Linked DNA regions of Homo sapiens: regions 2 and 3 are each linked to region 1. A link is a loop called in an ENCODE intact Hi-C map of the cell type or tissue named here. Cell type or tissue: CD4-positive, alpha-beta T cell. All regions are shown on one strand. Links, peaks and the distances in the headings refer to the core of each region. The heading gives the core; the rest is flanking DNA. Region 1 has its middle 120 kb from the start of FOXB1. Region 2 has its middle 27 kb from the start of FOXB1. Region 3 has its middle 110 kb from the start of BNIP2.

What was found. Peaks named below come from ENCODE experiments on the same cell type or tissue, not always from the same donor. Only the 100,000 strongest peaks of a DNase experiment are listed, where the experiment ranks them.
Region 2: a loop joins it to region 1, with 2.7 times the contacts of the local background. A loop is called at or near these places in 2 of 110 quality-filtered maps.
Region 3: it touches region 1 in a loop (4-fold over the local background); 2 of 110 quality-filtered maps call a loop at or near these places.

What each region holds. Positions count from the first base shown.
Region 1 is chr15:60,123,555-60,131,044 of GRCh38, reverse strand. No RefSeq gene overlaps it. Among named protein-coding and RNA genes, the nearest start is that of FOXB1, 120 kb to the right of the region's middle. RefSeq lists enhancers at 1,912-2,413, 2,977-3,166. In CD4-positive, alpha-beta T cell, for the core only: CTCF peaks have their summits at 3,126 and 3,328; a DNase peak (open chromatin) is centred at 3,364; H3K4me3 peaks cover 1,217 bases; H3K27ac peaks cover 1,176 bases.
Region 2 is chr15:59,973,198-59,980,687 of GRCh38, reverse strand. No RefSeq gene overlaps it. Among named protein-coding and RNA genes, the nearest start is that of FOXB1, 27 kb to the left of the region's middle. In CD4-positive, alpha-beta T cell, for the core only: no CTCF peak of the experiment used is centred there; a DNase peak (open chromatin) is centred at 3,967.
Region 3 is chr15:59,799,814-59,807,303 of GRCh38, reverse strand. No RefSeq gene overlaps it. Among named protein-coding and RNA genes, the nearest start is that of BNIP2, 110 kb to the right of the region's middle. RefSeq lists a silencer at 3,372-3,421 and an enhancer at 3,154-3,682. In CD4-positive, alpha-beta T cell, for the core only: no CTCF peak of the experiment used is centred there; a DNase peak (open chromatin) is centred at 3,423; H3K4me3 peaks cover 772 bases; H3K27ac peaks cover 529 bases.

The DNA.
Region 1 (7,490 bases), core at 2,352-4,851:
GTGTGGTGGCCTGTAATCCTAGCTGCTTGGGAGCCTGAGGCAGTAGAATTGCTTGAACTTGGGAGGTGGAGAGTGCAGCGCGCCGAGATTGTGCCACTGCATTCCAACCTGGACGACAGAGCAAGACTCTGTCTCAAAATAAAATAAAATAAAATAACCCCAAAAACAAAGTGCAAAGATAAAGTATAATAGGAGGACCAGCTAATATGAGGAGTCAAGGAGGGCATTCCTGTAGAACTGACATTTAAGCCAAGGTCTGAAACATCATTAAAAATTAAGTATGTATATAAAGGGGGAACTAAAACCCAGTTTCGAAATTTTTATGAAACCAGGTGCTTATCTCTTCCCTACTGCTTATTCTGTTTCTGAACAACCAACTGGAATGTGCAGTTCTGGTAGGTTTCTCTTCTTACTCCCTCACTAGTTGATGCAGCACATTGGCTGATACTGTCTTAAAAAAGAAACTTGAAGTGTGGCTTGAGAAAAGATCACAGAACCCAGAGAATTACATACTGCAAAGCACTACTGAGACCATGACTCCATTCCTAATTATAAAAAAGTCACTGTTAAAAAATGAGTGTTTCCACTTCCTGTGGGAGTTTTCTTTGCCAAAGAAAAGAACAAATGTGGTAGGCATGGATTCATAATTTGTAAAGGTAGGAAGGTTAGATTTTGAAATCTATTACAGCAGACATGTTTAGTGTAACATATAAAGATCACTACTCAGCGCATTAGGCCTCCAAGTGCTAATGGAGTTTTTCTTCCTAGGGCAGCTAAGAGAAGGGGCCATCGGCAGGCAGCAATGAAAACAAGGCATTCTGCCCAGAGTCGCACAGCCTGCCCCATACTTTATGATCCTCAGTAGGCTTCCATCTGTTTATTTTTATTTAGTTGAGTTTTTCAACAAGAAATATATATTTGTTACAGACAAAAGTAGTAAATACAGATTGATAAAAGTTAAATGAAAATTAGCCATTATGTCACTATGCAGAAAATATTAACAGCCATAAGCATTTTATGGTATAGCTGTATAGAGATATGGATTAAAAAATTAATTCGTGGCCCGGCCTGGTGGCTCACCCCTGTAATCTCAGCACTTTGGGAGGCTGAGGTGGGCAGATCATGAGGTCAGGAGTTCAAGACCAGCCTGGCCAACATGGTGAAACTTCGTCTCTACTAAAAATACAAAAATTAGCTGGGCGTGGTGGCACTCACCTGTAATCCCAGCTACTTGGGAGGCTGAGGCAGGAGAATCACTTGAACCCAGGAGGTGGAAGTTGCAGTAAGCCAAGATTGCACCATTGCATTCCAGTCTGGGTGACAAAAGCAAAACTCCATCTCAAAAAATAGATTAATTAATTAAAAATTAACTTGTGATCTTATTGACCTCACATTGTTGGTAATTAGTCTTTTACGATTGTTGCTTCTTTTAACTTTCAGTGATGATTTACTTTTTAGAGTAAGCCTTAAGCCTTCTAAGAAACCAAGACTCCTCCTGAAAACTCATTTGAGAAGTTACTTATGCTAATAATCCGCAATTCACAACCCTTTTCAGCAGTTTGTTCACCTCAGGGCTTCACAATAGGTCCTTGTTGCAATGCCATGCAAGTAGCTGCTCATGTGGAGGCTTGGGGATGGCTGGGGTTGGGCGGCAGTTTTGCAAATTTGTGCAGAAAAGTGACATTCAGGCTTCCCTTCCTTTCTCTTTGGTTTTTAGAACCAGAAAACTAGCAATGCCCTCAGGCAGAAAAATGACTTCAACTGTAGGTGGTAGAAGTGCAGTATTTTGGAGGAAGGCAAGAAAAAAATCATTTTACCAAAAAAGATACATTTGTAGTTTAATGAAGACGAATCCCAACTCTTAGTGACAGAGGTAGTCATATGCTGGAATTAAGCGTAGGGCTTACCTCTGTGAGCTGCAGGTGTTTCTCCTGTTCATATTTCTAAGGTGGTTTGCAATGCTACTGTGCTGTAAACATGCTTAAATTAGGTGGTTGTACTTCCTGGTTCTACCACGAAATGCTTCCAAAGTCATCCGGTCCTCCCCTATCCTGGGCACCCCCTCAATATTCTGGGACCATTAGGCTTTAACCTTCCAGACAAAGACCCCTCAGAGAGGAGAGCTGGCTATGGAAGGGACTATCCACAAATTCCAAGGACTCACGCGGGTGAAGGATGAGTTTGTTATGGAAATGATACAATTAGTATACCTGTTGGGGACAGAGGTGATTGCTACATTTTTCACACAGTGCCCCACGTTGGCTGATGAAAGCAGAAAAAGAATGCAACATTGATAAGCACATCCAGTATGACATGCTACAGGGAGAGCAGAGTAACAGCCCCTCAGAGGTGACTAACTAGGATTGAACTTTACTTGAAGCTGTCTGTAAGATTTTAAAAAAGAAAAGAAAAAAGATTTGTGTTGGGAAATTTTCTGCTTTCTTAATAATCTTTATCCAAAATTTCTGTTAGGACTTCAATATCTAAACAACTTGTGAAAGGGAATTATGATTCTCTGGTCTTTCCAAAACAAAAAGAACTAAGAGCAGTCCAAGTGAATAATACATTTGTTTACCTATTTATAACTATAGTAACTGACATCTTTTTGGCACTTACCTTGGGCATTTTCTTATTTATTATCTCACTTAACAACAACAGTATGAAATAGGTACTATCGTTTATTTGGTGTTAAGAAGAGGAAACCGGGCCAAAGAAAAGTTTTTCCCAACTCCAGTTTGGTTCCAAGTTCATGTTCTTAACACTGAACTCTACTGATGATCCCGAGTTCCTTTGTTTTGTACTTGTGACATTCCTGCAGGAGCAGTCACTCTTTTGTGACATGAGAAAGATGAGTTTGGGGCTCTGAAGTGCTTCTTAGCAAACCAGAGAAGCTTTGCAGGGCATGCTGCCAGTGAGCCAACTCTTGGGGGCTCATTTTTCTGGGCTCCTCATGCCAGGACAGAATGAAAGATTTCACTTAGATAATTACCTAGGAGGGGAAACCGTGTAAAAAGTCGTGGTGCTCAGAGATGATTAAAAAGCATGATTTAATAGAAGTTGCAGTTTCACTTTCACTCGAGGTTGAGGCATCTTAAAGGAGAGGGAAAAAACCATAGGGCAGAGTCAGGAGAGCGGGTTGGTCCTGTTTCGGTTCAGCTGTCTGGCTTAGGGCAAGCTCTGGGCTTCTCTGAGGCTTCATTTCTTCATGTATTAAATCAGGAGTGAGCCAGATAATCCCCAGCCTGTCTCGGCTTACAGTGTGAGATTTGTCTGTCTCTGCTGTAGCTGGGAAGTTACAGAAAGGGGGCACCCTCTCCTCGTCTTCCGCTGCTCCCTTCCCCCAACCCCTCATATTAGGAAACAACTTTCCAAATGACGTTTTTGAGAGGCCAGGTACAGACAAACTTATCTTTTAGTCTGGAGTGAAGTGCCACAAACCCAACAGCTGTTGTGGTCAGATGGGGTATACAAAAACAAACGTGCGCGCGCGCGCGCGCACACACACACACACACACACACACACACACACACACACACAAACACAGAAAACAAAAAAGGGTAGAGCCCACTGCATGGTCAATACAATTTTTTGGAAAAGATCTCTTGTTCTTAATCCTATTCTGATTTTCCCACTTTTGATAAAGTCGGTGGTCTAGAGAAACAAATCTCTGTTAGGAGAAAAACAGCTGTGTGGGTACACCAGGCAAGCCTAACTGAGCACAGCTGTGGGCTGGGCTGGCCTGGCCAGGGCCACCAGTTCACTTTCTCTGCCCTGGAAGCTGTCCATCCTCCATCAACAATTTGTCACCATGTCAGTTTTAAAATCCCAAGAGAACGACTATGTTGTTTTTATGCTGATCATTTATATTTACCCAGAAGTTTCTTTTAGGTTTAGCTGAAAGCCACCCTTCTCAAAAGTGCCTATAGTTACTCACAATTACTTGTGCAAAAAAAAAAAAAAAAAAAGGTAAAGGGGAAGTGGAGCCTGACAAAGATAATCCAGAAGTAATGTACACTGCTTTAGGAAATCTGTCATCTTCTGGAGGCAGACATGCCTGCCTACTGCCTAGTGTAGTACTTGGCACATACTGGGCACTCAAAAAAAACTATTCATGGAATGAGAGGATGGCTGGATGGATGGATGGATGGATGGATGGATGGATGGATAGACGGACGGATGGATGGACGGATGGATGGATGGATGGACCGACAGACGGACAGATGGATAGATAGATAGATAGATAGATAGATAGATAGACAGATAGATAGATAGATTGATAGGTAGGTAGGTGGATAGATAGATAGATAGATAGATAGATAGATAGACAGACAGACAGACAGACAGACATTCAATAGATGAGGTCACACAGCCCTAGAAGGCTAGGTCCTGTGTTAATAATGGGTAGCCAGCTGGAGGCAAACCTGGGACTGACAGGTCTGCCAATTTCACACACAGGGCTCATTCTACAATCTACTCCCTGCTTTCGTTTTTGTGTTTTTCATGTACAACTTAGTTCCTTAAGCACATGCAACTGTAAACCAATAACCCCTTAATGCTTTCTCATGTTCAAATGTGTGATCACATCTTACAATTTAGGGAGTACCCTGCACTAAGCAGGTTGGGTGCGATGGCTGCAACCACACAGCAGATGCTTCCCCTTCTGTGAGCAAATTTGGAGGTGTGCACAGGGTAAACTAGGCAGGAAGGCAAGAAGAGCTGTCTCTCTCCATCTCTCAAGTAGTCCAATAGCTGGATTCTTCTGGGTCAGTGCAGCGTTAACCAGAAGCCATGCTGCTAGCCCTCTCTGTGGCACCTTCTTAGAATTACTACTCAAATGCGGTGCAAAATGCTGTAACTGAGGGCTGTCAGCTTCTCCTAGATTGTTTAGAATGTGTTGTTTTCTCTTTTATTGATACATAATATTTTACATGTGTGTGGGGTACATGTGTTTGTTACATGCATAGAATGTGTAATGATCAAGCCAGGATATCTGGGTTATCCATCACCCTCAGTGTTTATCATTATTTTTGTGTTGGTATCATTTCAAGTTCTCTCATCTAGTTACTTTGAAATGTACCTAATATTCTTGCTAAGTGTAGTCACCCTAGTCTGCTATCAAACATTAAAGCTTATTTCTTCTAACTATTTTGTACCTATAACCAACCTCTCTCTGTCTCTCTTTTTTTTTTGAGACAGAGTCTCACTCTGTCACCCAGGCTGGCGGGCAGTGCCGTGATCTCAGTTCACTGCATCCTCCACCTCCCGTGTTCAAGCGATTCTCCTACCTCAGCTCCCTGAGTAGTTGGGACTACAGGCACACGCCACCACGCCTGGCTAATTTTTGTATTTTTTAGGAGAGACAGGGTTTCACTATGTTGGTCAGGCTGGTCTCAAACTCCTGACCTCAAATGATCCACACAGCTCGGCCTCCCGTAGTTCTGGGATTACCAACCAACCTCTCTTCATCTCCCTCCCCAGCATCCACACTTCCCCATTTCTGTCTTCTGAGATTTTTCATCAGCACAGAGCTACAGACTGCTCTAGCAGGGGATTTACTAAACTCAATCGGCCTTGGCACCCTCTCCCCCTAGTTTATCTTAATGAAACATTGTGAGGAATAGCATTTCCTGCACACTGTTTGAGAAACACATTCCAAATGTTTTGGGGCACTTTGGTCGTTTCTAAGCTCTTTATTCAATACAACACGTGCTGTGTAAATGCATGTGACTTGAAGATGTTGAAGAATAAAGTTGTTTCTCTTAATAAGAATTAAGTCAATGTTAAAGTTAACATTCTTAGAAAATAGCTGTTTGAGAAAAAATTTTTAATATCATTCCCATCCTACTAAGGCAAAATTGATAATTTCATTGAGACATGAAAGAATTCCAGAATTTTTCTGGCTGGGTAGCTGGGTGTCTATCTATCCATCTACCTGCCTACCCACCCATCTCATTATGAACATTTCACATAGAACAAAGAGAAACCTAATCAGTGCTCGTGTCTCCATTTCCTAGATTTGATAGTTACTAACATGTTACTGGAAATGGTTCACCAAGTTCTTTATGTTGCAATGTTTTAAAGAAAATTGCCAATATCATGACTTTTCCCTCTAAAAATTTTAGTATACGTTTCCAGAAAACAATAACTGACTGCTTCCTGTGTAACCACAATACCCACGTCTCACCTGACAGCATTCTCAGAGATGTGTTAATGTTATCTTATAGCCAGTTCCTGTTCAGTTTCTCAGCTGGGCTTATTCAAACCAGGATCCAACTAGGAACCACCCATTACATCTGGTTGTTATGTCTCTTAAGGTTTTTTAAAATCTGGAACTAAATTATATATGAAAAAGCAAAAATAAACAGGGAACTACGGAACAAGCACCAGGTTAGGGATTGATAGATCAAGCATCAGTCCAAGCTCTGCCACCAACCTGCTGTCCCCACTGAGCACAGCACATAGCACTCTGAGCCTCTTTGTCTCATCAATACATTTAATTCACTTACTTATCCATTCTTACTTTTAACAGATACGTACTGAGAGCCCAGATATGTATTGAGTGTTCAATATGGCCTCGTTCTTGCTCTGGGCACTGTTCTAGGAAGAAATTCGTCTTCCAGAAGATGATAGAATTTCATAATTCCAATTCTTGTGGATTATCCATGCAAGAATTCATCTCTTTCTTTCCTCTCCATTTCCATGACATTTATTTATTGAGGATACAAGTCAGTTGTCCCATAGAACTGAATAATTCTTCAATCATCTGACTTTTTCTTTTTGCGATATCATTTCTCCTGTTCTTCTACCTTCTGTATCTCCTATAACCTGGAAGTAATATCTGAAAATTTGACTAGATTTGGGTAGATTTTTGTGTGTGTTTGTTTTTTTTTTTTTTTGAGACAGAGTCTCACTCTGTCACCCAGGCTGGAGTGCAGTGGCACAGTCTCGACTTACTGCAACCTCTGCCTCCTGGGTTCAAGCGATTCTCCTGCCTCAGCCTCCTGGATAGCTGAGACTACAGGTGTGCACAAACACGCCTGGCTGATTTTTGTATTTTTAGTAGAAATGAGGTTTCACTATGTTGGCCAGGCTGGTCTCAAACTCCTGACCTTAGGTGATCCACCTGCCTTGGGCTCCCAGAGTGCTAGAATTACAGGGATGAGCCACTGCACCTGGCCTAGAATATTTTTTATGAAAATGTTTTATACGTGGTACTGTGTACTTTGTATTGCATCTCATCAAGAGTTACAGAATGTCTGGCTATCCCACTTTGGAAGTGCTAAGACCAATCATGGGTTTAGATCATTACAGCCAGATGCCCCACTATAGAAGCAGTGACTTGTGACTAGCAAGAAATCTGTTTGGGAAGGGGGACGTGCAGCGGAGTTAGCACATTTATACCATGTGAATCTAATCCTTTTATTTATTTATTTATTTATTTATTATTTTTTGAGACAGGGTCTTGCTCTGTTGCCCAGGCTGGAATGCA
Region 2 (7,490 bases), core at 2,803-5,302, 150 kb after region 1:
CGCAAGGAAATTCTATTCTCTTATAGCTCTTCCTAAACAGGTTATAAATATTTGTGATATTCCTTTTTGAATTAGTCTAATTCTTTGTAATACATTGAGTTTCTGTGTTTTGCAGAGCCTTTGAAGACTAACTTAAACGATAGGGATTTGAGGAATTATAAATTAACTGTGTTGTAATATTTCCTTCTACTTATGTGTTAAGTACTTTGCGAAAATAAGTACTTTCTAGGCTGGGCATGGTGGCTCACGCCTGTAATCCCAGCAGTTTGGGAGGCCAAGGTGGGCAGATCATGAGGTCAGGAGATCAAGGCTATCCTGGCTAACACGGTGAAACCCCGTTGCTACTAAAAGTACAAAAAATTAGCTGGGCATGGTTGTGCGTGTCTGTAATCCCAGCAACTCGGGAGGCTGAGGCAGGAGAATCGCTGGAACCCGGGAGGCAGAGGTTGCAGTGAGCCGAGATCATGCCACTGCACTCCAGCCTGGGTGGCAGAGCGAGACCCTGTCAAAAAAAAAAAAATTACTTTCTACATAAGCAGAATATCTATAGAAACAACAAAAAAACTTTTATTCTCATTTTCCAGAGATAAAATCTTTTTCATACATATATATATATATATTTTTTTTTTTTTTTTTTTTTTTTTTTTTTTTGAGACAGATTCTTGCTCTGTCACCTAGGCTGGAGTGCAGTGGCATGACCTCAGCTCATTGCAATCTCCACCTCCCGGGTTCACGCCATTCTCCTGTCTGAGCCTCCCAAGTAGCTGGAACTACAGGCACTCGCCACCACGCCCAGCTAATTTTTTTGTATTTTTGGTAGAGACGAGGTTTCACCGTGTTAGCCAGGATGGTCTCGATCTCCTGACCTTGTGATCCGCCCATCTTGGCCCCCCAAAGTGCTGGGATTACAGGCGTGAGCCACCGCGCCTGGCCAGTATTTTATTATCCCTGAATAGAAACAAGCTTGCCTAAAATACCTGTCATGTCTTGTGGTTGTATACCCTTCACCTTTAAAAATAGATACATTTGGAGACACTATTACTTGGCAAGTCCTCCATTATTTTGTGTTTTTATATCTTAATAATGAAGCATAAGATAATCAGTGGAAATTATGATGATAATTAAGAAATTGTAGAGCACCTACAGGAAGGGATGGTTACATTTCTTTTAATACTATATTGGGCCGGCCGGGCGCGGTAGCTCATGCCCGTAATCCCAGCACTTTGGGAGGCTGAGGTGGGCGGATCACGAGGTGAGGAAATCGAGACCATCCTGGCTAACACGGTGAAACCCCATGTCTACTAAAAATGCAAAAACAAAAAATTATCCAGGCGTGGTGGCAGGTGCCTATAGTCCCAGCTACTTGGGAGGCTGAGACGGGAGAATGGCGTGAACCCGGGAGGCGGAGCTTGCAGTGAGCTGCGGTCGCACCACTGCACTCCAACCTGGGCGACGGAGCGAGACTCCATCTCAAAAAAAAAAAAAAAAAAAAAAAAAAGTATTGGGTCATTATTCTTGTATCTGAAAAAAAAGTTTGAATTCTGCTGGTTGTCATCATGTTTTGGACTATTGAAATTCTTATGTTTTTCTGGCCCTATTTTTGCTTGTTAATTATCAAAATAACATAACTGACATCTACACAATAGGTCAAACTTTAAAAAATTCATAGCTTTTAATTTTCATTTTGTTTATATTTATGCTATGTGAACATCCTGCATTTTAGAGTTTGTATATTACTTTGGGGAATAACTGCAGAGTCTTCCCGTTTACATAATTGTATTTAATGATAAAAAGAAAACCATGATGTCATGATGCCTGTGGTCCTCTGATGTTCTTTGTTATCAATTAAAAAATAAACTAGATTTTCTAATTCCCCAGTTCCTTGAAGATTTATTTTAAAAAGTGACCTGAATTTTTTTAACTTCATGCAAAAATGTTGCATTGTTTACAAGATGAATATTAAAATGATACAATTAGAATGAATAGTGATTTCCTTTGAGGTTCTCTTGAGAAAGAAAGTGCGACACCCAGACACCTTGGGATATCGCATGAAACGTATATGTTATCTACAAACCTGATTTGATATTAATGTATTCTACTCATCAAGTTTATTTTCCCTGTTGACTGAAGTTAACATTAATCCTTTAATTTGCAAATACTACAGTTCTAAAAATTACGTTTCCAAGTTGTTCGCTGGTGGTTATGCTATATGGTGTCATTGTAAACTCACTTCTGAGAAGATTATTTACAGTTACTCTAGAAGATGAAATTATCTCCAACATGTCTTTCTTGCAAAATTAGTGGAAATACTGGTTGCTATTAAACATGATCAGCTGCTATGACAGCAGGGTACTTGTAAAAAAAATTACTTACTATCTCTTTGTTTTCAGTCTTCACTGAGGTGAATATATTTAATGTAATTATTCAGCTGCTAACCAGCCACTGATGTTAACTATCTCTGTTTAAATAAAGTGCATCTTAAACAAAATCTATGCCACACCAAAGGTTTTATTTTTTTTCTTAAGAATTCTATTTTGTGTTTATATCTAGAAAAGGAATTTAATGAAGTATTGTGCTTTCTAAGCCCACACGTATTATTACACAGAGAAAATCTGATCATTCTTGTATCTTCAGAAAGGGTGGCATCGTGTCAAATTAAAATTTTGGATTTCTTAATCAGCCAGTGATTTATAAGACAATTTGGGGACAATTTACTTTATGAGTGCCTCAATTTACCTTTTCAACAGCAATGAAAACTTCGTGAGACTCTTTTGTATTTAGTGAAATACACTGGAACAAAGAGATGAAAACAGCGAGTGAACTATAAACTTCTCTTCTATTCTTATTATAGAAAAAATTACTCCAAGCCAGCAATGGGCAAAATATGTAAATATAATGCCCTTAGGTATACATGTAGTGCCTGTTGATTTCAAGGGAAGCCATGCAAATGTATATGAATAGAATTTGATTCTGAGTCTCTTCAGTTGGCTCAACAATTTAGGTTTTCAGTTATATTTATGTTTTACTATATCCCCCAAACAGCTCACAGAATAAATGTATTTTATGTCTTGAATCATCAGCCGGTCTTAAAACTGCTCTTTCTTTCTCTATGTAAATATTCCGACGTAGCTGGTTGCCTAACAAGCTTGCTTAACCATCCAGCAAACTTCGAATCCAAGGCCTATTCATACTTCTTGGTTCTGATATATGACTTTAAACTGGAAAAGAATCTTTTCAAAAATACGTTGCTCCCCAAGCATCACTCTAAGGAACAGAATGTAGCTGGGTTGGCTATTATTTGGGGGTTTGGAAACGCGGCTTAATGATATTCATATTAGAAATGATAAACCTGGAGAGTTATAACTTCTGTCTCCAATATATTAAGTCTGAACTTTGGCTCAACTGCTATTTTGATGGAAAGGTTTGTGCTGTTTCCTGCATTTATTTGAGTTGCCAGACTTCTTAAATGGCTTTTAAATATCTTAAGTAGAGCAATTCACTATTATATAGTAATTTTGTAGTTCTTTATGTTATTACTTGTTGAAAGTTACAAGCAGTGCATTTTTTGTTTCAAAACAAATTTCTATACCCAGCACAATTTCCAGTTTATAGTAGGTGCTCAACAAATACCTGTTAAGTAGATGAATATCAGCTGCTTCTGTATTCTTTTGATTCCTTGCTCTTGCTGTACCTGCATAACCATGAGTTCCAGGTGTCACACTATTGTACCCCACCTTCTACTCTAAAAAATATCAAAATAGGACCTTCGTTCAAGGTCCAACCAGAAAGAAGGAATCACTCTTCTTAAATCAGAGGAAATTTATTTAGTGCAAAGAACAGGTTACACAGGTGCAGAAAGAGCTGAGAAGATGAAAAGAGCACAAGAAAGCAACACAGAGGTTAGCAGTAGCAGGAAGCTACACGCCTAGACTGGAGGGACAAAGGGAGGAAGTGGAGTGGAGGAAGTGGTGTTACCACAGCTCAGAGGCTGGGGGCACCTGATGGAAGCTGAAACCACAGAAGACCATTCTGATAGACACTGATACTAAAGAGGTGATGCAAGAACGTGATACCCGACAGGCACCAGAAGCAGAGAACGGAAGAGGTCCTCTGGCTTCTCTCTTCCTTCTGCCCTCCTATTTCTCATTAGCCAAACACTGTAAAATGCCCGTTGACATGGGGGCATATGGAAGGCAGCCTGCAAGCCTCCCCAGCCCCCTAGACTGAGCAGAGCAGGGAAGGACAAATAATAGATCTGAGAGCAAACAGGCCATGACCTGATCCACTACCAAAGGAAGATATTTGGGAATAATAATAATAATATTTTAGAATAATATATTTGGCAATTTTGTGCTTTCCATTCCCTTCTGACATATCCCTGCCTGCCAGTCACTCTGCCCATTAACTCCTATCCCAGTGTGGCCTCACCAGTGATACTTCACCAGTCCTTTGATCCTGAGAGCCCTTCATGAGGCATAATCCAAGATCAGACAGCTGGCCCTGTACTTTACATGCCACTCGATCACCCATTACAGAGGAATCCAGCCCAGTGGACCTTGCTCCAGAACTTATCCCCCAGCCTCGCAGCTGATTTCACTGCCAGAGATGGTGGATGATTCTCCTGAGCTCCTGGTGGAGAGAGCAATGCGATCTTGGTTACCCAGGCCAACTTCCAAGCTTTTAGTGGTGTGATTAGGGCAGCCTCTGCGTCACCACAATTCCACCCTTATATTTTTCAATGAAGATTTTTTCTTTGGCAATTATTGTCCTTCACATTTTATGCTTCATTTATAAGAGTCTAATTTGCATTGCAACGTACAGACAAGCTACAAATTAAGACATCTTATTACGATTATCACTATTCATAACATTTTTCACTAGGCATCTGCTTTGATTTCTACAACAACCACATGATGTTAAGGCAGAGTTTCCCACCATTGGCACTATTGTCATTTTGGGCTGGACAGTTCTTTGTTGTGGGTTGTCCTGTGCACTGTGGCATGTTTAGCAGCACCCCTGACCTCTATTCACTGGATGCCAGTGGCACAGTGGCACTCCCCTCCCCCTACTTGTGCCAACCAAAAATGTCTCCAGACTTTGTCAGTTGTCCCATGAGGGATGAAAATCACCCTTCTTTGAGAACCACTTTGTTAAGAGGAGTACAATTATCGTGATCCACATTGTACAGATGAAAATACGAAGGTCAGAGATGTTAAGGAAGCATTCCAGGGATTTTTTACTTATACACCATCATATATTTTAACTTTTTACATAGGCTATACGTCAAATATCAATAAGAAATTCCTGGGGTGAAAAATTTGCTGGTCTGGGGCAAAGTTAAAACTGGGACCCAAAATATAAGGAAAAAAGGCAATATTTACTATTTTGAAATCCATTTCTAGGCCCTAGAAATTAAAGCAAGAATCTTGATTTTGATAACTGAAGGTTTGTATAATATTATCCTAATAGCTCTGTGTTATAAGAAATTGAGTGTCAGGACTACTGGGGACAGCCCTGGAATTTACTAAGCAGGGAAAACAGCACTAGTGGCTTTCTATCTGGCATTGACGTAATGACTAAATTTTTTTCCCTATATTTAAAATCTTTGGTTTCTTCAAGATAAGAACACCTTAATTTCCCTGATCACATCTGTCTGCTCACTAATGTGCATGTTTTCCTCTTTGTCAGCAGTTGGCTACCAGATGAAGTTTAGATAAATGGTTGTCAGCTTCCCTTACACTTGTTATGATGAGGTTTGGATGAAAGACTTACAGCAGATACTCTCAATGAGAAGAGTCCTGCACTCTCTGCAGTTCATTGAACCCATATGGATCAGAACAGCTGGAAGGATGGATATGCTACCTGAGGCCAGCAATTGTGTCGCCAACCATGACTCCCACTTGCTGACCCTCGTATAATGCATTGCAGTTCAGGGAACGTTGATCACTCCTTTCCATTTTGTGATGGATGGTGCCGTTTAAAACTGATGGCCTTGGAAACCACTGGTGAGTTTCTACATCTCACAGATGCAAGTGAGGCAGATAGTCAATAAATAATGGCATGTACTAGAGAAACATACACTGCTCTCCACCATGTGGGCTAAATGGTCCTGCCAACAAGCAAGGGTGACATTAGCTTAGGCCTGGAATGGAAAGGCATCTAGAAAAAACTATTTCTGGCTGGTACTGTTATAAGAAATACATGCTTCTTTCTGGACCTGTGTTTAAGATTGCTTTATGCATGTTGCTTGATTCTAGGGTGGCGCTAAAGCACCTGCACTACCTAGATGTTAATCTATGGCTAGCAAAGTGATAGCAACGCTTAAGAGGACAAAGCTTTACTGAATTAGATGCACTAATTAGGGCTGGAGTTTTGGGTACCACTTCATGGAAGGCAATTTTCTTCAGTCGTGTAAAGCTTGGCGAGGCATTCAGAATCATCTGGAAAGACTGCCATGATTGACACTGTTAAAGTTTTACATCATTCACAAACTCCGCTGACACTGAGTCCATTCTCCCAGAGCAACCTTCCAATTTCAGCTGCGCTTTACAAGTAGTCTCAACTCCAAATGGCATATAAGGCAGACAAACAAATGGGACGTCCTAGTCACACCCTAGTTAATAGATACATCAAGTATGTTTTTCATTATACAAATTAATCAATTGGCAACAAGTATAAAAAATGATTAAAATCAGTTAATGAGTTTTCAGTTGTAAAAAGGTCAGTTGTAGTCCCTGTGTTCGGCTGCATTCATTTGTTTGGGAAGAAGTAAAATGAAGCCTCAGAAAAGCTTTAGCATTTTATCAGGTATTCTTTAACATAGTTTTCCAGTTGTTTTGTGTGGGACCTTCTTTCCCCAAGAAGATGGCAAGGTTTTTTTTTTTTTAATTAATTAATTAATTATTTTTATTTTTGCTATTTTGTATATTCTCTAGTACATACTACAATGCTGGGGATAGGCTTAATGTTCATTGAAAAATCTATAGTTTGTTTTCTGGTTATCCTAATATATCCAGCTAATTAATTAAAGAGGTATCTGTAAAGATGTGGAACAGTATATCACAAGTACAGTGGCATCCTGTGAAATGACGGTTTGGTTGATTTATGCATCCATACAACGGGGTCAGTAGTAAATCACCATTACTATGTGATCATGATGTCTTTTACTAAAGGAGCATTTATCGTGAGTTCCAGTATGTGTGTGTGCTTTAAAGAGAAATGGTAGAGGCTACTGCTGTATTGAATTTACATAAAGGAAAGAAAATTCAAAATGTTTAAGGAGGGAGGGTAGTTGAATTTGCTAGTAGTACATTTATGATCTGAAGCTGTGTTGTGATATTTGGCTATTACTCCACCTCACTAGATGTGAAGATTAGAGCAGTGAAAAGCTCCTAAAAAAATGATTTTTTGAAATAATTCTGTTCTAGATGCTGGTGTGGATATCAAATAGCTTTAAAACACTAACACAGTCCCGGTGTGGTGGTTCACGC
Region 3 (7,490 bases), core at 2,316-4,815, 320 kb after region 1:
TTTTTAGCATGAAGCGTTGTTGAATTTTGTCAAAGGCCTTTTCTGCATCTATTGAGATAATCATGTGGTTTTTGTCTTTGGTTCTGTTTATATGCTGGATTACATTTATTGATTTGCATATGTTGAACCAGCCTTGCATCCCCAGGGATGAAGCCCACTTGATCATGGTGGATAAGCTTTTTGATGTGCTGCTGGACTCGGTTTGCCAGTATTTTATTAAGGATTTTTGCATCAGTGTTCATCAGGAATATTGGTCTAAAGTTCTCTTTTTTGGTTGTGTCTCTGCCAGGCTTTGGTATCAGGATGATGCTGGCCTCATAAAATGAGTTGGGGAGGATTCCCTCTTTTTCTATTGATTGGAATAGTTTCAGAAGGAATGGTACCAGCTCCTCTTTGTACCTCTGGTATAGCTCGGCTGTGAATCTATCTGGTCCTGGACTCTTTTTGGTTGGTAAGCTATTAATTATTGCCTCAATTTCAGACCCTGTTGTTGGTCTATTCAGAGATTCTACTTCTTCTTGGTTTAGTCTTGGGAGGGTCTCTGTGTCTAGGAATTTATCCATTTCTTCTAGATTTTCTAGTTTATTTGTGTAGAGGTGTTTATAGTATTCTCTGATGGTAGTTTGTATTTCTGTGGGATCGGTGGTGATATCCCCTTTATCATTTTTTATTGCGTCTATTTGATTCTTCTCTCTTTTCTTCTTTATTAGTCTTGCTAGCAGTCTATCAATTTTGTTGATCTTTTCCAAAAACCAGCTCCTGGATTCATTGATTTTTTGAAGGGTTTTTTGTGTCTCTATTTCCTTCAGTTCTGCTCTGATCTTAGTTATTTCTTGCCTTCTGCTAGCTTTTGAATGTGTTTACTCTTGCTTCTCTAGTTCTTTTCATTGTGATGTTAGGATGTCAACTTTAGATCTTTCCTGGTTTCTCCTGTGGGCATTTAGTGATATAAATTTCCCTCTACACACTGCTTTGAACGTGCCTCAGAGATTCTGGTATGTTGTGTCTTTGTTCTCATTGGTTTCAAAGAACATCTTTATTTCTGCCTTCATTTCGTTATGTACCCAGTAGTCATTCAGGAGCAGGTTGTTCAGTGTCCATGTAGTTGAGTGGTTTTAAGTGAGTTTCTTAATCCTGAGTTCTAGTTTGATTGCACTGTGGTCTGAGAGATAGTTTGTTATAATTTCTGTTCTTTTACATTTGCTGAGGAGTGCTTTACTTCCAACCATGTGGTCAATTTTGGAATAGGTGTGGTGTGGTGCTGAAAAGAATGTATATTCTGTTGATTTGGGGTGGAGAGTTCTGTAGATGTCTGTTAGATCCGCTTGGTCCAGAGCTGAGTTCAATTCCTGAATATCCTTGTTAACTTTCTGTCTCGTTGATCTGTCTAATGTTGACAGTGGGGTGTTAAAGTCTCCCATTATTATTGTGTGGGAGTCTAAGTCTCTTTGTAGGTCTCTAAGGACTTGCTTTATGAATCTGGGTGCTCCTGTATTGGGTGCATATATATTTAGGATCGTTAGCTCTTCTTGTTGAATTGATCCCTTTACCATTATGTAATGGCCTTCTTTGTCTCTTTTGATCTTTGTTGGTTTAAAGTCGGTTTCATCAAAGACCAGGATTGCAACCCCTGCCTTTTTTTGTTTTCCATTTGCTTGGTAGATCTTCCTCCATCCCTTTATTTTCAGCCTATGTGTGTCTCTGCACGTGAGATGGGTTTCCTGAATACAGCACACTGATGGGTCTTGACTCTTTATCCAATTTGCCACTCTGTGTCTTTTAATTGGAGCATTTAGCCCATTTACATTTAAGGTTAATATTGTTATGTGTGAATTTGATCCTGTCATTATGATGTTAGCTGGTTATTTTGCTTGTTAGTTGATACAGTTTCTTCCTAGCCTCGATGGTCTTTACAATTTGGCATGTTTTTGCAGTGGCTGGTACCAGTTGTTCCTTTCCATGTTTAGTGCTTCCTTCAGGAGCTCTTATAGGGCAGGCCTGGTGGTGACAAAATCTCTCAGCATTTGCTTGTCTGTAAAGGATCTTATTTCTCCTTCACTTATGAAGCTTAGTTTGGCTGGATATGAAATTCTGGGTTGAAAATTCTTTTCTTTAAGAATGTTGAATATTGGCCCCCAATCTCTTCTGGCTTGTAGAGTTTCTGCTGAGAGATCAGCTGTTAGTCTGATGGGCTTCCCTTTGTGGGTCACCTGACCTTTCTCTCTGGCTGCCCTTAACATTTTTTCCTTCGTTTCAACTTTGGTGAATCTGACAATTATGTGTCTTAGACTTGCTCTTCTTGGGGAGTATCTTTGTGGCGTTCTCTGTATTTCCTGAATTTGAATGTTGGCCTGCCTTGCTAGATTGGGGAAGTTCTCCTGGATAATATCCTGCAGAGTGTTTTCCAACTTGGTTCCATTCTCCCCGTCACTTTCAGGTATGCCAATCAGACGTAGATTTGGTCTTTTCACATAGTCCCATATTTCTTGGAGGCTTTGTTCATTTCTTTTTATTCTTTTTTCTCTAAACTTCTCTTCTCGCTTCATTTCATTCATTTCATCTTTCATCACTGATACCCTTCCTTCCAGTTGATCGAATCGGCTACTGAGGCTTGTGCATTTGTCACGTAGTTCTCATGCCTTGGTTTTCAGCTCCATCAGGTCCTTTAAGGACTTCTCTGCATTAGTTATTCTAGTTTGCCATTCGTCTAATTTTTTTTCAAGGTTTTTAACTTCTTTGCCATGGGTTCGAGCTTCCTCCTTTAGCTCGGAGTAGTTTGATCATCTGAAGCCTTCTTTTCTCAACTCGTCAAAGTCATTCTCTGTCCAGCTTTGTTCCATTGCTGGTGAGGAGCTGTGTTCCTTTGGAGGAGGAGAGGCGCTCTGATTTTGAGTTTCTAGTTTTTCTGCTCTGTTTTTTCCCCATCTTTGTGGCTTTATCTACCTTTGGTCTTTGATGATGGTGACGTACAGATGGGGTTTTGGTGTGGATGTCCTTTGTTTGTTAGTTTTCCTTCTAACAGTCAGGACCCTCAGCTGCAGGTCTGTCGGAGTTTGCTGGAGGTCCACTCCAGACCCTGTTTACCTGGGTATCAGCAGCGGAGGCTGCAGAACAGTGAATATTGGTGAACAGCAAATGTTGCTGCCTGATCGTTCCTCTGGAAGTTTTGTCTCAGAGGAGTACCCAGCTGTGTGAGGTGTCAGTCTGCCCCTACTGGGGGGTGCTTCCCAGTTAGGCTACTCGGGGGTCAGGGACCCACTTGAAGAGGCTGTCTACCCGTTCTCAGATCTCCAGCTGTGTGCGGGAGAACCACTACTCTCTTCAAAGCTGTCAGTCAGGGACATTTAAGTCTGCAGAGATTTCTGCTGCCTTTTGTTTCACTATGCCCTGCCCCCAGAGGTGGAGTCCATAGAGCCAGGCAGGCCTCCTTGAGCTGCGGTGGACTCCACCCAGTTCAAGCTTCCTGACTGCTTTGTTTACCTACGCAAGCCTGAGCAATGGTGGGCACCCCTCCCCCAGCCTCGCTGCCGCCTTGCAGTTTGATCTCAGACTGCTGTGCTAGCAATGAGTGAGGCTCCGTGGGCGTAGGACCCTCCGAGTGAGGCATGGGATATAATCTGCAGCTGTGCCGTTTGCTAAGACCGTGAGAAAAGCTCAATATTAGGGTGGGAGTGACCCGATTTTCCAGGTGCCATCTATCACCCCTTTCTTTGACTAGGAAAGGGAATTCCCTGACCCCTTGCACTTCCCGGATGAGGCAATGCCTCACCCTGCTTTGGCTCATGCTCGGTGCACTGCAGCCACTGTCCTGCACCCTCTATCCAACACTCCCCAGTGAGATGAATACGGTACCTAAGTTGGAAATGCAGAAATCACCCGTCTTCTGCGCGTCGCTCACGCTTGAATGAGAACTGACGAGGGTTTGGAAATTATCCTCTTTCCTTCCCAGCTCCTCCCTAATTTCTAAATGCCAGCTTTTAAAGTGATTTTGGAAACATATTCAATTCTAATGCAGAGATTCAGCCTAATCTTTGAGTACAGTGCTGAATAAACCACCCTCACAGTGCATGTTTTCACTTCATTTCTTCTTGCGGCTTTCCTGAATAAACTAGCTTAAGCAATATCTTTACTCAAGTCCTATGTTCATTCAGTCCCTGATAGTTTAAAAGAATTAGCTTACTTCTTAGCAAAATTGTACTGATATCTGCAAAATTTTATTTAGTTCTGGTATAATTACTCAATGGGTAGGTTTGAGTTGTGGATACGGGTGTGAATAGACCATGACCTTCACTTTCCAGGAGCTCACTTGTCCAGCAAAATTACCAAGCCTGCCACTTATGTAATTTTAATATTCTAATAGTCATATTTTAAAAAGCAAAAAGAAACAAGTGAAATGAATTTTTACAATATATTTTGTTTAATCCAATGTATCCAAAGTATGTAATTGATATAAAAATTACTAAAGAGAGGTTTTTACATTCTTCATTCCTTGTTCTAAGTCTTCAATATCCAGCACATTGAACACATCTCAATTTGGATTAGTACATTCTTTCTTTCTTTCTTTCTTTCTTTTTTTTGAGACAGTCTCACTCTGCCACCCAGGCTGGAGTGCAGTGATGCAATCTCAGCTCACTGCAACCTCCACCTCCTGGGTTCAAGCAATTCTCCTGCCTCACCCTCCCAAGTAGCTAGGACTACAGGCATGCACCATCATGCCCAGCTAGTTTTTGTATTTTTAGTTTCACCATTTTGGCCAGGCTGGTCTCAAACTCCTGGCCTCAAGTGATCCGCCCAGCTCAGCCTCCCAAAGTGCTGGGATTACAGGTGTGAGCCACCATGCCCAGCCTTGGATTAGTACATTTCAAGAGCTCAATAAATCACATGTGGCTAATGGCTACTGTGTTGAACAGTACAGATCTGGGGCAGTGGTCTCCAAAGTGTGGTGCCCCTTATAGCTCATTGGAGCTTGAGAAGAAAATATATTTTTTGGGATCAGGTTAAATTTATAGGCTAACTGGGAGATAATTGACATCTTTATGATGGTAAATCTAAGACTATAACATGTCTTTCAATTTGTTTAAATATCCTTTTTGTGTCTTTGAGGTTTGTATCTTATATGTATTTTACAAATTTTGAAAGCTAATGTCTAAGTATCTTACATTTTTATTGCTATTGTAAATAAGATTTTTCTTCCTTTATTTGCTAACTGGTTGATATTTATATATACAGAAGCAACTAATTTCTGAATAGTCATACTGAATTCAGTTTTAATGGCTTTTCCATTTATCTTCTTAGGTTTTTCAAGTATCATATCAACTGCAAATGTGATGATTTTATGTTTTCCTTTTTAGATGGTTTCTTAGCAGGATGGCTGTGACTCAGGATCTCTCATAAAATTTAAGTCAATCTATTGGCTGAGGCTGCTGTCATCTGAAGGCTTGACTGGGCTGGAGGATCTACTTCCAAGAAGGTGCACTCCCATGGCTATTAGCTGGAGGCCTGCATTCCTCAAAGGCTCTTGGCTAGAGGCCTCAGTTAATTCCTGACCATACGGGCCTCTCCACAGGGCTACCTGAGTATCCTCAAGACATGGCAACTGGCCTTCCCCAGAGACAGTGATTCAAAAATGAGAAAGAGAGGCTAAGATGGAAGGCACAATACTTTTTTATAAATTAGCCTTTAACATCTTTCAGAGGTGGAACTTAATTCCTCTCCCTTTATGTGTGGGCTGGATTTAGTGAGTTGATTCTCATAGACAGAATAAAACAAAGCACAAGTGTTTATTTTTTTTCTTGTACTTCCTGTAGTTTTACCTTTGTGAATATTGATATTGTGTTATTCAGTGCTTCTATCTGCACTGTTAATTGCACTTTTTAACAAAATTGAAAGCCCATTTTGACTTATTTAATGCTTTGTCCTGTATTCAACCTTGTCTGATATTAAAATGACTAACTTGTTTTCTTTTTGTTTGCATTGTCTGGTATATTTCACTCATCCATTTGTTTTCAAACTTTCTGAATTGCTTGCTTTAGGGGTGTTTCTTATGTACAGCATAAACTTTAGATTTTCTTTGTGATGTATTCTAAAAGTTATTTTCTTTCAATGGGTGAGGTTAGTCCATGTATGGTAACTGATATGACAAGTTTTGTATTGCTTCTGTCATACAATTTTATATTGTGTTTTTCTATTTTATAGTTTTATAAAATTTTTAACATATGCTCTACTTCACACATTTTATTTTTCATGATAAATAGGAAGTTTTACATTTTTATAAATATTTACCCTTAAATTGTAAGTTTGCCTGATAATGAATCTTGGATTTATTTAGGCAACATGTATTACTTATTCCAAGAATAAAGAAATGTCTATGTATATATTTTCTCCTATTCTTTTTTCTACCATCCAATTTCTTGTTTTTAAAATAGAGATGGGGTCTCACTCCATCACCCAGGCTGGAGTGCAGTGGTATGATCATAGCTTATTGCAGCCTCGACCTCCTGGGCTCAAGTGATCCTCCTGCCTTGGCTTCCCAAAGTGCTGGGATTACAGGTGTGAGCCACAGCACCCAGCCACTACCATCTAATTTTTGTAAATTATTTTATCTTTCTTAGTGTTCTTTTTTGTACTGTTAGATTTACTCTTGCCCATATTTTTTAATATTAAGATGATATTCTTTAATGTGCAACTACTAAAGATGAGAAAATCACATCACAGTTTTATGGATATAAATTTGCTTAGCCTTTACTTTCCAGCTGATTTAACACTTACCTCCCAACTTATGTTACTTATATCTTGTCTCCTTTTTTACTGCATCTAACACTTACTTTCTGTTCTGTAATTCTAACCACACATTTGTTTTCGTCTTAGAGCTGTTACAATCAGGGATCCTGCAGGTTCCTTTCCTCTCATGGCTTGATTGGCTGAAGTTTGGCCTCTAGGATATTCCTCAAGAGGAGATTAAGAATATATTCTCTGAATTCTTGGATATTCAAAAATATTTGATTTTTTTTTTTTTTGAGACAAAGTCTTGCTTGTCACGCAGGCTGGAGTGCAGTGACGTGATCTTGGCTCACTGCAACCTCCGCCTCCTGGGTTCAAGTGATTCTCCTGCCTCAGCCTCCTGAGGAGCTAGGACTACAGGTGTGCACCACCACACCCAGCTCATTTTTGTGTTTTTAGTAGAAACAGGGTTTCACCATATTGGCCAGTCTGGTCTCGACCTCCTGACCTTGTGATCCACCCACCTCGGCTTCCTAAAGTGCTGGGATTACAGACATGAGCCACCATGCCCGGCACCTTGACTCTTTTTCTTATAGCCAAATAACATATTTAGGTTGCACATTCCTTCCCTGAAGATGTTGTAGGTGTTACTTCACTGACTTAGGCATTGATTACTGCTATGGAGCACTCTGGGGCCAGCACACTTTTGTCTTTTTTTTTTTTTTTTTTTTTTTTTTCAGATAGAGCCTTGCTCTGTTGCCCAGGCTGGA